3 separate regions of the Mus musculus genome follow, and regions 2 and 3 are each linked to region 1. A link is a loop called in an ENCODE intact Hi-C map of the cell type or tissue named here. Cell type or tissue: heart. All regions are shown on one strand.

Evidence for each region. A loop is a pair of places that touch in the nucleus more often than their neighbours do. Peaks named below come from ENCODE experiments on the same cell type or tissue, not always from the same donor. Only the 100,000 strongest peaks of a DNase experiment are listed, where the experiment ranks them.
Region 2: a loop joins it to region 1, with 2.9 times the contacts of the local background. A loop is called at or near these places in 4 of 42 quality-filtered maps.
Region 3: it touches region 1 in a loop (2.4-fold over the local background); 2 of 42 quality-filtered maps call a loop at or near these places.

What each region holds. Positions count from the first base shown.
Region 1 is chr7:65,858,812-65,863,811 of GRCm38, reverse strand. Pcsk6 (proprotein convertase subtilisin/kexin type 6) reads right to left here and starts at 1,676. Exons shown (of 22, transcript NM_011048.1): 1 at 1,369-1,676. The coding sequence starts at 1,641. It overlaps Gm20684 (predicted gene 20684), which reads left to right and starts at 1,770. Exons shown (of 3, transcript NR_169041.1): 1 at 1,770-1,967; 2 at 2,575-2,822; 3 at 3,438-4,545. In heart, CTCF peaks have their summits at 1,439 and 2,035; DNase peaks (open chromatin) are centred at 1,651 and 2,631; H3K4me3 peaks cover 2,298 bases; H3K27ac peaks cover 1,341 bases; H3K27me3 peaks cover 4,300 bases.
Region 2 is chr7:66,052,476-66,057,475 of GRCm38, reverse strand. No RefSeq gene overlaps it. Among named protein-coding and RNA genes, the nearest start is that of Snrpa1, 5.4 kb to the left of the region's middle. In heart, a CTCF peak has its summit at 1,912 (motif pointing right); no DNase peak of the experiment used is centred here; H3K27me3 peaks cover 822 bases.
Region 3 is chr7:66,024,868-66,029,867 of GRCm38, reverse strand. It overlaps Pcsk6 (proprotein convertase subtilisin/kexin type 6), which reads right to left. Exons shown (of 22, transcript NM_011048.1): 14 at 4,461-4,640; 15 at 4,264-4,302. Among named protein-coding and RNA genes, the nearest start is that of Snrpa1, 33 kb to the left of the region's middle. In heart, a CTCF peak has its summit at 1,919 (motif pointing right); a DNase peak (open chromatin) is centred at 602; H3K27me3 peaks cover 490 bases.

The DNA of each region.
Region 1 (5,000 bases):
GAAGCCAGGGCCACCAAAAGGCAAAATCTTAGCTCTTTGGATGTTTGAAGACACAAAAGCGGATTCTTTCCTTTTGGAGAAACTCTGACCTGGAACTTCACAGAGCAGAATTTCCCCTTCCAGGAGGCCTTCCGATTCACGTCAAGTGCAGAAGCACACGTTTACTGGCTTCTGTCACAGATAATGATGAAACTAAATCTGTCTGCTATTTAACACTGTCTGCTACTGCAGTTTGAGTTACAAGGCCACCCTCCCTTCATTTCACTTGATTCTCCAGAGTGTGTAGTTTATGGATCTGTTAAGGTGCTGAGAGCTCTCCTGGTGGGACTGCACATTTTGAACCTGCTGAGGTCCCTCCACGGACCATAAACCGGAATCAACCTGCCCCCATTGCCCCTCTGCGGGGCTGCAATATGGAAAGGCACCCTGCATTGGCAGTCCTTGGGAGCTGCGCGGACCTAGTGCCCTATCTCGGCTTCTCTTGGTATAAATGACAGCCAGCTTATACCACCAGGGGTGAGAGAATGGGCATCCCATGAGTAGTGCCTTGCTTCTGAACACTCCCGGCTCATCTCAACAACCTCAGGCAGTACAAAGTCGCCACCCTTACGGATGAGCAAGTCAAGAAATGACATGTCCAAGGTCATGCAGCTAGTGGGCAGACAGCTGCCTTTCCAGCTGCATCCAGAGCCCAAAGCAAAGCAATCCATGTCTTTGCCTAGAGAGGTTTCAAGTGCAGAGTTCAGCCTACAACCAACCTGCAGCTTCTGGGTCCTGCTTGCACCCTGACCCAAACCTGACTTCTGGACACAGGCACCAGCGCACCACACAGAGGGAAAGCCAGTCCCTGAGTTGCCCGGGTCATGCTCACATCGCCCAACCAGCGCCTGACTGCCTTGGCGCACGAACGGGAGCCCAGAGCTCCGGGCGACCCGTCGAGGGCAGAGTGGCCCGAGACGGAGCTAAGGCTCGAAGGCCACAGGGAAATAGGTACACGATGATGATGGCGCGGGTGGGCAGAGCGCAGCGACCCCTTAGGCGCCCACTCGAACGCGGCTGGGCAGGTGTAGGCGCCCGACCTGGGCTTCCGAGGCCACACACTTCCGAGTGCGAATGCTCGGCGACATCGCCTGGGGACCCACGGCCTCGGGCCCTCCCGCGTGACCGTCCACGCAGCCTACCACGTCCTTCCCGCCGAGTGTCCCACGGCTCTCCCAGAGAGTCCCCGCAAGAAGCCCCCGCCGTCCCCAGCGATACGGGTCGCCTTCCCACGCGGCGCCGCTGGCCGCGGGCTTGGCAAGGCGCCCCCTCGCGCGTGGCCGCCGGCGGCCGGGAAAGTTTGGGGCGCGCGGGGCCGGCCGTACTCACCTGGCCCAAGTTGAGGTAGCCGTGCGCCGCAGCCACGCGGTCCGCCGCGCCGGGGCCGCCCAGCACTTGCACTGCCCAGTGGTTGGTGTAGACGGGGCGCGGCGGCGGCAGCGCGGAGCAGGCGGCGGGCAGCGCGAGCAGAAGCAGCCAACGCCAGGGGCGCAGCGCGAGCGGCGGGAGTCCGTGCCGGCCGGCGGCCCCTGCGCCCCGCGCGACATCGGCGGCCCGGGGCGGCGGCCGGGGCCCGGGCGCTGGCGGCGCGCGCGGAGGCATGGCAGCGGCAGGCTCGCGCGGCGCCCGAGCGGCGAGTGCGCCGGGGGGTGGGGAGCCGCCTTTTAAAGCCGCTCCGCGCCGGGGAAGCGCCGCCGCCGCGGGCGGGAGCCGGGGAGGAGGAGGCCGCCGCGGCGCGTTCCCGCCCGCGCGGCCCGGTGGCGCCCCTGGGCCCGCGCTCGTGCGGCAGTCTCCCGGCCCGCCAGCAGCCGGGGGCCGGCGCAGGGGAGGCTCGAGACTTCGGGTCTCTCGGAACACGGCGCTGCCCGGAGTGGCAGCCTGGGCTCCGCGCGTTCTGCTAGAAGCCGGGAGGGCTCTGGGCATCCCACGTGAGTTCCCCATATCCCGGAGGAGTTGACTTAGAGCGGCACCTTCCTACCGGTTGCGCCCCTGGAGGCTGAACTCACCTGCTGGGGTCCCCAAGGCTAGGCAGCCTTGCTCAACTTAGCTGTGGCAGTGAACATGCAAATGTGCAGGATCTTCAGGGGAAAACGATGCCAGGAAAACACTGGGGTGTCCCAGGATCTGGCCCAACCTCAAGACCACATTGCATGGGCAAAGGGCATGTGGCAAACTTAGCTGGAGTCTATGAGAGTATTGAGGACACAGCGTCCATACAGGGCTGAGGCTTTGCTAGGAAGGTTGTACAGGTGAACTCCTTAGCTGACCACTTAGCATCTGTATGATGTTGGGCCCCTTTCTGTTCTTGCTGGGCTTGTAAGATGCGGATAACAATAGCATCTATCCATCCATCGGGCTGTTTTGAGGATGTCAGCTCTTCCTTTGCAATCAGCTGACAGTAATGTTTGTTTTGATGAGCCCAGGGCCTGCCACGTGCTTGGTATTCAGTAGATGGTGTACACTCTTAAAAGTACCCACTGAGCTAGGACCAGTCAGTGTGAATGTAAGTTGACTCATCCTCACCCCTCCCTCCAGGAACAGCCTGGAGAAACCGGGGACTCGTTCATACTGTGAAGATGCAATGAGAGGCTGGGATGGCTGCAAGCCTCGGACGGCCCATTGGTCCCAACTGGCCTCATACAGAAAGCAAACCTTCAGCCTGATTAATACAAGAGGGGGACCAGGAAACCGAAGACAGCAAAACAAGGCAGAGAAGGCCTTGAGTCACAAAAGAAGCTACCTCACCAACGCTCAGGTTCCAAGAGCACCTGGCTCCCAGACTGGTACTGTATGGAATTCACTTGCCTGAGTCTATAGCCAGGCAGATCAGACAGACAGACATGCTAGGGGATACAGGAGAGAGAGAGAGAGACAGAGAGACAGAGAGACAGAGAGAGAGAGACAGAGAGAGAGACAGAGGGCCAACTGAAGTCTTTTCCAACATCCCTCTCAGGAGTCCTTGGGTTTTTTTTTTTTTTTACCTCAGATGATCCATCCTTTCTATAAGCATGAGTCACCTTAATGAAGGTAGAAGGAGAGGACAGTTGGTGGGGGGCCCAACCAGGACATGCCAAATTCATGCCAACAGAGCTCCTACCACAAATACCTTTTGTGTGCCTCTGTTGTCCCTGGCCAAGGGGAGTCAGCTCTCTGGGCAGTAACTCAAGATCCCCTCTTTGTTGCAGAAGTTGACGCCCTGGGACAAGGCCTGGTTCCCCCTGCCTGACAGAAAGATCTAAGGTCATCATACAAAGTGGCCAGCCCTAGAGAACACTACACTTATGTTGGGCAAAGACAGCATCCAGACCCTTCAGCCTGCCTCTGTTCAGTCAAGCAGAGAAGCTGATGGACAGAGGAGAGTGGAGGCAGGGGATTCAGTCTGTTCTGTTCCTTTCCAGCAGTCCACATGGACAATCTGAGTCCCCTTTCTGGCCTTCGTGGGCCAACCTGTCTTTGACTCATCCCAGATCCTGTGCTATGCTTCAAGAGCATGACCTGCGTGAAGACCCTGCGGTGCACATACTCTAGATGATGTGGAGCACTTCGTATTCCCAAGAGGGTACCCCTGTTACAGCAGTTATCCAGACAGGCCGATATGTGGGTTTTCTGTAATAATTTGGTAGATGAAGGGAATCAGTCTACTGAACTATTTAGAGGAGGCTAAAACACATCTGAATTTTGTATTTGGAGGGGGTCAGGGTATATTTTGTTAACAAGGCTGATCCACTGGGACTAAACCTCCTGCTTGTTGTAGACGTACCTGGGCCACAGAACGGCTGTAGGAAGACCAGCTTGCCAAAATGAACATCCTAAATCAAATTGCTGCCTGTGAGTTTCCAATTGATTTACACGGTGACAGGATTAACTCAATCACAAAAGTCCCAGCCCTCTGAGTTGAGATAGGATCTGTAATAAAACTTGCCTCGTCTTCCTGCAGAGAGGGGATTTCATTACTCACTCATCCCCACTCTCCAGATGTCCAGATGGCCCTGAGGTGCACACAGCTCCCAGGCTGGGAGTGAGTGTGTGTATGGGGGGTGGGGGGTGGGGCGGGGCGTGTGGGGGGGTGCTTCTTCTCTAGATTGACGTCGGCCAGGCTGGGCAGGGACAGGACAGGGACTGGAAAGGTGATTGGAGGTGGCCTTGTCTCAGAAGTTAGAAAATATCATCCAGAGATGATTTTAATGACATCTTCCCAAACAGAAGAAAAGATGTTAAGGAGTGTTAAGATGTGTTAATGGAATTGTATTCTTATGCCTACCCCTGGTCCCTGTACAGCAAGAGCAGGGCTGCCTAGTTGGGCTACAGTGTGCCCCTAATTCAAGGCTTCTGTTGCAGTTATTCATGTGCTTGTCTCATGTGGTCCTCAAAAACAGGACATGTGCCTGTCCATTGTCATATCTCCTATCATGACAATAGCATACCCTTAATGTTATGTACTCTAAATATGTATTTCTTGAAAAATTTTTCACCTCTGTAAAAGAAATTATAAAAACTTGAACTCGGTGATGATTTATATATCATATATATTGAATTATGTTCTACATGCATGTGGGTGTCTACTGCACAGGCTCTTGGGACTCACAATTATCTTCATTTAAGTGATAGAAACTTGACTGCAGAGTTGTACCTTTGTGAGTATGTAGGCTCTACAGGACAGAATGCTAGCTCTGTGTCGCACGGGCAGAGCCTTCAGGGGACTAGAGAAGACTGAGCACTTGGCCCACAGGTTGGAGCATCCATTTGTGTGTGATCTCAGACAAGTTGCTTCGGTTTCCTCTGCTGTAAGTGGCAGTGACACTGTTGTCCCTGTGGAGGGCGCAGGGCATGGAGGTTGGCATTGCTGTGCTTCCCTGTGTGAGGAGGCTCAGGGCAAGGAAGTGAACCATCTGTATCAAAGCTCAGTTTGCATTCTCATCCTTTGGAACCAGGAAGACAGCTCATGATTGAGGCTCTGCTGT
Region 2 (5,000 bases), 190 kb before region 1:
CTTCAAACCACCACACCACTCACCCAACACTGATATCGAGAGACCAGATCCTGGGTTTAGACTCCATCTTAGAGAGCCTGACCTAAGGTTGAACTCGAGTTAACTAACAAGTCAGCATCTAGCATTACTCCTAGGTTACTCCCAAACAAGACCAGTTTCCAGGTTATTCTCTCTAACAAGCCTGCCCCTGGCACTTCCTTGTAGCCTTGTTGGAGGACATGTGTCACTGTAGGGCCAGGCTTTATGATCTCCTGTGCTCAAGCTATGCCCACTATGGCACACTCTCCTGTTGCCTGTAAATCAAGATGTAGAACTCTCAGCTCCTTCTCCAGCACCATGTTGCCTGCATGCTGCCATGTTTCTGCCATGGTGATAATGAACTAATCCCGTGGAACTATAAGCCAGCCCCAATTAAATGTTGTCCTTTATAAGAATTGCTGTGGTCGCAGCAATAAAACCCTAACTGAGGCACCATCTGAAAATTAAGTTACCACCATATTCGAAGACCATTCTTTCTATTTAGCTCTTCAAAGCCACTCTTGTCAAAATCAAGTGTCCAAACTCATGAAGCTCAGCTTTTGGACTAGACATTCTGTTCTATGGGTTTACTGGCATAATATCATACTGTCTTAATAATAATACATGCTTTATAAAAGAACACTCAAGCTTCACTTTTTCTCATATCTTTGGTTATTCTTGTTCTTTATAGTTTTTAAATATAAATCTTAGCTACATCTTATATCTAAAAACATTCTTTGGAGATAAGGAGGGGGATGGGGGTGGGTAGGTGGGTATGGGAATCAGGTGTAGGGAGAGCCAGGGAGAGGGCTGGGAGAGTGAAGGAAAATCAGGGTTGAGTGGGGTGGGGTAGGGCATTTCTAGGATGTGCCAGAGATGTGGGACAGGGGAGGCTCTAGGGAGTCTATGAGAGTGACTCTAGCTGAGAATCCTAGTTAGTGGTGAGGGATATGGAACCTGAAGTGGCTGCCTCCTGTGTCCTTCCAGTGGAGGGATAAGGACACCAAGCCACCCACAAAATCTTCCACCCAAAATTTGTCCTGCCTACAAGAAATTCAGGGACCAAGATGGAGTAGAGACTGAGGGAATAGCCAACCAATAACTGACCCAACTTGAGACTCATCCCCTGGGCCAGAACCAATCCAGGACACTATCAACAATACTTGCAGTCAGGAGCCTAGCATAACTGTCCTCTGAGAGGCTCCACTCAGAAGCTGACTAAACATTAGACAGAGCTCAAGGAGTCTTCTGGAAGGACTGAGGGATCTAGAGATAGAGATTCCATAGAAGTCCAATAGAGTCAACTAACCTGGACCCTTGGGTCTCCCAAAGACTGAACAAAGAGCAGACATGGCCTGGACCTAGGCCTTCCGTACATTATGTAGCAGGTGTGCAGCTTGGTCTTCGTGTGGCTCTTCCAACAACTGAGCAGGGGTTGTCCTTGACTCTGTTGCTGCTGGTGGTTCCTGTTCCCCTAACTGGTCTGGCCTTAGTGGGAGAGGACGTGCCTAGTCCTGTGGTGACTTGATGTGCTAGGCGGGGCTGTTGATACCTGGGGGGGGGGGGTGAGGATGGGGGCTCCCCTTCTCAGAGAGGAAGGGGGAATGGGAGGAGGGGCTTTATGAAGGGGGGACTGTGATCAGGATATAAAGTGAATAAATAATTAATAGAAAAAAAAAGAAATGCCTTCTAAAGTGTTTGAGACACTATTATAGTGGACATTATTTCAGAAAATTACTCTCACATTGTTCAGGAAAATATTTTTATGTCATATAACTTTTCTATAATTTTGTCTTGTGATTGTTTAAAAATTACACAAAACAAAACTAACGAATCCCCTCCTCCCCCACACAAATATCCCAAACTATCAACATGATTCCAACTTTCCTTACTTCCAGAATGAACCACTAGGTGGAGTCCTTGGACTAGAGAGCTGTTTTTGTTTTTTGTTTTCTTTTTCCAATTTTTTATTAGGTATTTTCTTCATTTACATTTCAAATGCTATCCCGAAAGTCCCCTATACCCTTCCCCCACCCTGCTCCTCTACCCACCCACTCCCACTTCCTGGCCCTGGTGTTCCCCTGTACTGGGGCATATAAAGTTTGCTAGACCAAGGGGCCTCTTTTCCCAATGATGGCCAACTAGGCTATCTTCTACTACATATGCAGCTAGAGACACGAGCTCTGCAGGTACTGTTTAGTTCATAATGTTGTTCCACCTATAGGGTTGCAGACCCCTTCAGCTCCTTGGGTACTTTCTCTAGCTCCTCCATTGGGGGTCCTGTGTTCTGTCCAATAGCTGACTGTGAGCATCCACTTCTGTGCTTGCCAGGCACTGGCCTAGCCTCACACGAGACTGCTATATCAGGGTCCTTTCAGCAAAATCTTGCTGGTTTTTTTAAGCGCTAGAAATACCTTTAAGTTGGGTAGGTAGATATGAGGAGGTGGGGGGAGGCAGAGGGATCTGAGAGGAGGTGAGGAACAGGAAAGAATATAAAAATATACCATATAAAATTCTCAAAAAGTAAATTTAAAAGAAAGATGTAGGAATATTTTTCTACTATAAAAAGGGGAGCCAGGCATGGTGGCACACGCCTTTAATCCCAGCACTTGGGAGGCAGAGGCAGGTGAATTTCTGAGTTCGAGGCCAGCCTGGTCTACAAAGTGAGTTCCAGGACAGCTGGAGCTACAGAGAGAAACCCTGTCTCAAAAAAAACAAAAAAAACAAAAACAAAAAAAAAAAAAAGGGGGGGGGGGAACTGTGGCAAGCCCTTTGGGTATCTCAGAAGAGTAGGACACTGGACACAGAGTTATTTACAGGGTTAGAACTTGGCCTGGCTTTGCCTTGCTTGTGACTGTGCTCTGGTTCTTTCTTTTCAAATAAGAAAGTATTTATTTTTTATTTTATAGGAGCTCACAGTTGAGAGTATTGATCTTTTACAAGAGACTTGAATTTTTAAAGAGACTAGACATTTTTTAAAGGATTATTTATTTATTTATTTAATGTATATTAGTACACTGTACCTGTCTTCAGACACAGCAAAAGAAGGCATCAGATCCCATTACAGATGGTTGTGAGCCACCATGTGGTTGCTGGGAATTGAACACAGGACCTTTGGAAAGGCAGTCAGTGCTCTTAACCACTGAGCCAGCTCTCCAGCCCCGCGACTGAATTTTTAAAGTGTTTGAATTTATAAAGACTTTGGGACTTTTAGAGTTTTCGATATGTTTTATATTGTAATATCTTGGAGATAACAAGAAAGGAAGTGTTATGCTTACTAAGCTATTGATATGTTTATGTGTCAAGTTGATAAGGAATCAGTTGTGCCTGCTAACTTTGACACAGCTAGAGTCATCTGAGAGGAGGGAACCTCAATTGAGGAAATTCTTCCATAAGATCTGGCTGTAGCTAAGCCTGTTGGTCATTTTCTCAATTAATGATTGATGCAGGAGGACACAATCTATTGTGGGCGGGGGCACCTCTGGACTGGTGGTCCTGTATTCTCTAAAAATTCCAGTTGAACAAGCAAAGAGAAAGCCAGTAAATAGCAATTCTCCAGGGCCTCTGAGTCAGATCCTGCTGCAGAGTCGTACCCTGATTGAGTTCTTGCCCTGGCTTCCTTGGGTGATCAAGAGTGATGAGGAAGTGTAGACAAAATAAACCTGTTGCTCCTCAAGTTGCTTGGCCATGGTGTTTCATGACCATTAGTCACCCTAACTAAAACAGAAATTGTTACCAGGAGTAGGGTGGGTTGCTCTAGCAAACAAATGAGTGACATCAAACCATAAGTAGGTTCTAATAGCCTTATGATGTTTCAAACATTTTTCTTTTTAATTTCATTTACGGTTGCTAAGTTTTCTCAGTCTGAGCACACTGACATTTTAGACTGCATACTTCTTGGCTGTCAAGCCTTTGTGCACACTGTAGGGAGTGTAGTAGCATCCCTGTCTTCTACTCCATAGATGGGAATGACACCCTCCAGCTGTCAAAAACATTTGCAGACATTGTTGAGGATCCCCTGAAAAAGCAAATGAACCTAGTTGAGAACTTTTCTTTTAGGTAATAAGACATTCTTGGCTGTTGCCACTTTGGTTCTTATAGGAACAGGAATCCTATAATAATAGGCTCCATAGGAATGGTAAGAAATGTCTAGTTACTCTTAGTGTGGATATTCTATGTGGTGGTTTAAATGAGAATGGCCTCTATAGGCTCAGATGTTTGAATGCTTGGTCCCCAGTTAATAGAACTTTTTGGGGAGGATTAGGAGACATGGCTTGGCTGGAGGAGGCATGTCACGGGTGTGGGCTTTGAGGTTTCAAAAGCCCATGCTTTCTGTCTCTGTCTCTTTCTCTCTCTGTCTGTCTCTGTCTCTCTGTCTCCCCCTCCCCCGACTCTCTCTCTCTCTCTCTCTCTCTCTCTCTCTCTCTCTCTCGCTCTTGCTCTCGCTGTCTATATAAATCAAGACATAAGCTCTTAACTGCTGCTCAAGTACCATGATTGCATGCTTCCCACTGTGATGATAATAGACTAACCCTCTGAAACCGAAACCGTAAGCAAGATCCCAGTTAACCAACCACTCTATACTATAAGCTGCCTTGGTCGTGATGTCTCTTCAAATCAATGGAACAGTAACTAAGGCAGAAGTTGGTACCAGGAGTGGGGTATTACTATGACAGGCCTGACTATGCTTTTATTTGAAGGAATGTGGAAGACTTTGGACTTTGGACTAGAAAAATGGTTGAACGCTAAGTGGGACTTAATGAGCCATCACAGTAGTATTGAAGATGATCATGCTGAGAGCAATGTAGACTATGGAGGCTTAGCTCAAGAGGTTTCAGAAGGAAATAATATTAGAGACTATTCTTGTGATATTTGGGCAACGAATGTGACTGCTTGTTGGAAAAAAAAAATCTACCAGAGGATAAAATTGAAGTGTTTTTGAATAATGTTAGAAAAGGACATTTTAAGACAATGTAATTCTG
Region 3 (5,000 bases), 170 kb before region 1:
AGAGGATGTCCATGCCCCGTTTTCTAATGCAGCCACAGTGGATAAATCTTCTTTTCCTGATTTTTAATACTCATTTGATTGTTTTAATTGGCTTCTTAAGGATGGGTGGTCAAACTCAGCTTTTTAGAGTACAGATGATGCCCCCTAAGTTCAGTAACACTTACCTCTACCTTAGAAAGATTAAGCACATTGGGGGGGACAGGAACATGAGCCCCATTTCCTCAGACAGACAGAATGGGGTCAAACAGAATGGAGTCTAGCTTGTTCAATGCAAGTACCTAGGATGTATCTGTGTGGAGCGAATGTGAGGTGAGTGTCTGCCGGTGGCTGAAATGTGGCAGTTCAGACAGAGGGAGGGTGGAGCAGGGGCAGATGTCTTCACCACCTGTCAGCAAATGTCCTAGCAAGTCCCTAAACAGAGATGGCCTTCAGCAGGGCCTGGACTGGGCCTTCCCTAGCACTGGTCAACAGGCTGCTGATGTCACTTGTCACCTCTGCCTGCCCCTGCCTCTCAGGCCTTCCCACTTTCATCAGGCATCTCTGGAAGAGATGGTTGAGTCCACATGACAGCCAGGGCAGCAGAATTCAGATAGAGAGCATCAAGGCCATGGGCAGCAGCCAGCCCTCAGCTGGAGAGGCTGGGATATGACGTTGTCCAGCCAAGAGTAGCTATCAGATTCATAAACCAACCAATCAGCCAGCATGTGGCTTTCTGGGTGGTTTTAAAAGCCAAATATCAAACTTCATCTCACCCATGAAACACGCTGAATCAGATCCACCTGGCTAGCCAGCCAGCTATCTTACCCCAGCCACCCCTCTCCTCCCCAGAATGCTGGTGTCCAGCTGTAACTCATTCTCTCTGTGAGCATCTGTTTTTGTCACAATCTGTAATTATGTCTGCTTTGCATCTCTCCTCAATTAGCTGAAAGTGACTCCGAGCCCTGGCTTCCGGAGTCAGTGTGCTGTGCGGCTCACGGAGCAAAGGACCCAGCAAAAGGAGTGTTCTGAACAGCTTGACTAACAGCAGATCACAACCCCATGGGGTTAACCAACACAGGCTAATTTGAAAAGCCAATTTCCTGTCCTTTGTGGGGCAAGACCAGGGTTGAAAAAAAGAAACCATCCTCTCTGCTCCCCCATCCCCATCCCCATCTCCATCTCCTCTCCTCTCCTCTCCTCTCCTCTCCTCTCCTCTCCTCTCCTCTCCTCTCCTCTCCTCTCCTCTCTTCTCCTCTCCTCTTCTCCTCCTCTTCCTCCTCCTCCTTCTTTCTTCTTCTTCTTCTTCTTCTTCTTCTTCTTCTTCTTCTTCTTCTTCTTCTTCTTCTTCTTCTTCTTCTTCTTCTTCTTCTCTCTCTCTCTCTCTCTCTCTCTCTCTCTCTCTCTCTCTCTCTCTGTTTCTCCTTTCTTTCCAAGGCTAGGATTGACTCTAGCTAGGGCTGCACAAACGCTTTACCGCTGAGCAATATTGCCCACACATATGTTTTTTTGAGACAGAAATTCTACAAGTTGATCAGGCTGGTTTTGAATTCACTCTGCAGCCCTGGTAAGCCTTAAGCTTACCTCAGACGACTCCCCACCCCAGGTTCCGAGGTTATATGCATGTACCATGAGGCTCATTCATTTTCCTTGCTCAATGACGGTTTCTTTCCCCAACCCAGGCTCCCCTTCATTCCCCCTCACATGCTTGTAAGAACTCCACCCTATATCCTGCCTTCATCCTTTCTGGGCTCAGGTCTACTAGGTGCCTAGGTACACCCTACCTGGAGTGTCTTATTTACCTGCTATGAGTGTAGACTTCAGAGCACCCCAGATCTGCTGGACCTGGTCTCTCAGGTGGAGCCAGCCAAAGGTCTGCTCTTCAATCAAGTATCCTGATGTGTCTGGTGGTGGCTGTGGGGTCTGCCTCCACTGTCACCACCAGATGGCTCTGTCACTGTAAGCTGGCCTCACTGCAAGCTGTTCATTCCTAGTATCCTCCTCATATCTTCCCTGTGCTTCACCTTGCCTGCTGAGGCTGCTATCCTCACTTCTGGCAGGCCTTCCGGTTCCCAGTCCTCTTGTTCTCTGGCCCTCCACGCTACTTGCTGATGTCATTGCTCATATTTCCCTTTATCTCAGACTCCAGTGTAATCTTAGTCTATCACTTACCTTACCTAGAGACTAGAGTCCCGCTGCCTGGCTCTGGCCAGGGTCCTGGTCTAGTTTGGAGTTGGCCTTGACTGTTAATGAGTCGGAACCTGGTCCTCAGCGGGACGGTGCTGAGGTTATGGAATCCCCTACTGTGATGACTAGCTTTGACTGTCCAATGACAGGCTTGCGGGATGCTTAGGAGATAACTTCCTATACTTCTGTGTGTATCTGTAAGGATGCTTCCAGATAGGACTGGACCAGTGATGCCTCTGACCTAGTCAAGGTTCAGCCACTGACTGATTCAAAATGTTGGCAGATTTGGGGAGGTAAAATATCTCCATCATGATGTTTAACCCCATTACTCAGAGCTATGGGGCTAAGCAAACATGGATTGGAGCCTCTGAGTCCATGAGCCAAAATAAATTGTTCCTCTTTTTAACTATTTCTCTTAGGTGTTTGTCCCAGTGATGAAAACCCTGGGGGCACATAGTGGAAGGTAGTTAAAACACTTTGGATGTCACCCTTGGAAGGGGTTAATGCTAACTCATGGCACTTACAGTTCCAGCAAGGGCAGGTTGTTCTAACAAATGGCCTTGCCACCCACTTGGCCCTTATACATCATCCATAGTTTTCCTCTTGTGAAGCAGCCAAAAGTATTTCCTCAGAGATGGACAGGTAGGCTGCGTTTCTAGTCCCCCAAATTGTGAGTTAAATAAACCTTTTCTTCTGTATAAGCACTCAGCTTTGGGGATTTTGTTATAGCTATAGAAAATAGACCCTCTGTGCTGAGCACCCTCTATGGAAGCCCCATTCTCCTGTGATGGGCAATCTTGTTAGCTGTTTTTTGGGGGCCTTGTCATTTACAAACATTCCCTCCCCTGTCCTCTTTCACCTCCTCTATTTCTTGTCCTAGGGAGTGTTGATCCTCCTCCTCTCCTATCTGTCTCTTGTCTCCTCCTGCTGGTTCCTGGGACCACTGCTCCATTGGACTGTCTCTATCTTTCTTAATATGGCCGCTACTCTATGGTCCATAAGGTCCAGGTGAAGCCAATGAGGGCCGTGGCATCACCACAAATGTAGTTTATCAATGACTAGCTTTCCATGTTTTGAAAGCCACAGCCTGTGCCCCTTGGCCTTTCTTGGGACTCTAAAGAGGCTTGCTGTTCCTCATTCCTCCTGCTTGGCCACTCATACCATGGCACCCTCTGTCACTCTGGCCTGCCTCTGTAACTGGGTCTCCCTTTCAATTTCCCCCTAGACTTCAGAGAGCTTTCCCAAGAGCCAGAAACACATCTTATTCCCATGGAAACCTCTTCCTTTATCCAGGCCATGCTGGGTAGGGACCAGGTACTCTGAGAATAGAACAGCATAGGTTGAGATCCCAGTGTGCATGGCTGGAGTCAGTAGCAGGTTTGAGGGGGAAAAAATCAGCTCTTTATTAATAATTACTGAATCTTGCCATGGCTTATAAATCACAAGAGAAAACAGCAGATTAGCCCATACATAATTCAATGTTTCGTTTTAAAGGAATGGCAGAAAAAATTTAAAATGGAATCGACCAGGGTTTACGCTTGATTTGTATTGGTGGAAGTTTCCATCTAGTTATCCATATTTTGAGATATCACCCATCATTTGTCAAGTAGCTAGGACATTCAGCTATGGAAAATATGCCCAACCAGAAACAACCAGAGCCATATAATTGCTGTGAGATGACCCAGAGGAAAATGAGCTTCAAGCTCAAGTAACATCTGGGCTCTGCCCAGAGACTGGAGCTGTCTAGAGACATGTTTGGGTTCCCATGGCTCCTCGCTACCTTGCAAATGAGCCATTGGTCTAGAGAATGAAGCCACCATGCCAGTGGGATAGCTGTAGAAGCCTGTGCAACCAGCTCCTTTTTGAAAACAAGCTCACGGAACCCAAGCTTCCTTCTCATTTCCGGTTGCTCAAAATGGATGGACTTGAGAGAGTCCAGATATTGAGTCTTGTGATGAGGGACTTTGAAGAAAAGAGGGCCACCCAGGAGCTAAGCTAATTAACCCAGGGCAAGCCCCAGCTCTGGTTGGGCATATTCAAGGAGCCCAGTGGCCCAGCCTGAAAGGTCAGAGAGTACTTACTGGTTTGAAGTATACTTACTGGTCTGTAAAGTATTAGGAGAGCCTTGGATGGAAGGAGCTGTGTGAGTGCAAATTACTGTTATTATTACAACTTCCAGGCAAGGTAAGACTTACAAACAAAACCCCACCTTTTGCCTAGAAGGGCCCCATCTTTAAGAACTACAGTGGAAAGTGAAGTTGGCAGGCTACCCATCTCCTCCCATTCAGGCTTATTACCTGTGTACTCTTCCTCGTCTTCTGGAGTCTCTGCCTGGGGTGGTTGTCCAGCAGCCTTGGGAGGCTCCTGCTCCGGGACGGAGAGCTCCAGCATCCGTGAGCGAGACTGATGGGAGCTGAAGGTGCGATATGGGTGCTCTGCGGTGCCATATAAAATGAGGCTCCATTCTTTCAGCTTTCCTGGAAGGCACCGAAACCATCATTACCCCCAAAGCTCGGGACATATTTACAGACTGCTAAGCCTGTGCAGCAGCCCCTGTTACTCATAAGAGAATCAGATGCTGCCTAGCTTCAATCCCGACATTAGGCTCTTTGTCATTACATCATTTCCCACCCTCCTGATGACCTGATGTGATGGCTACTCTTGGTTGTCAACTTGATTACACCTGGAATGAACTAAAACCCACGTGGCTGGGTACACCTGTGAGGGATCTTTTCTAGATTAAATCATTTTAAATGTTCCTAACACTTCCAACCTGTGTTTTATCTTGGTCTTTTGAGGCAATAAAATAGACCTTTAATCCAAATCTTTTGAGCTGG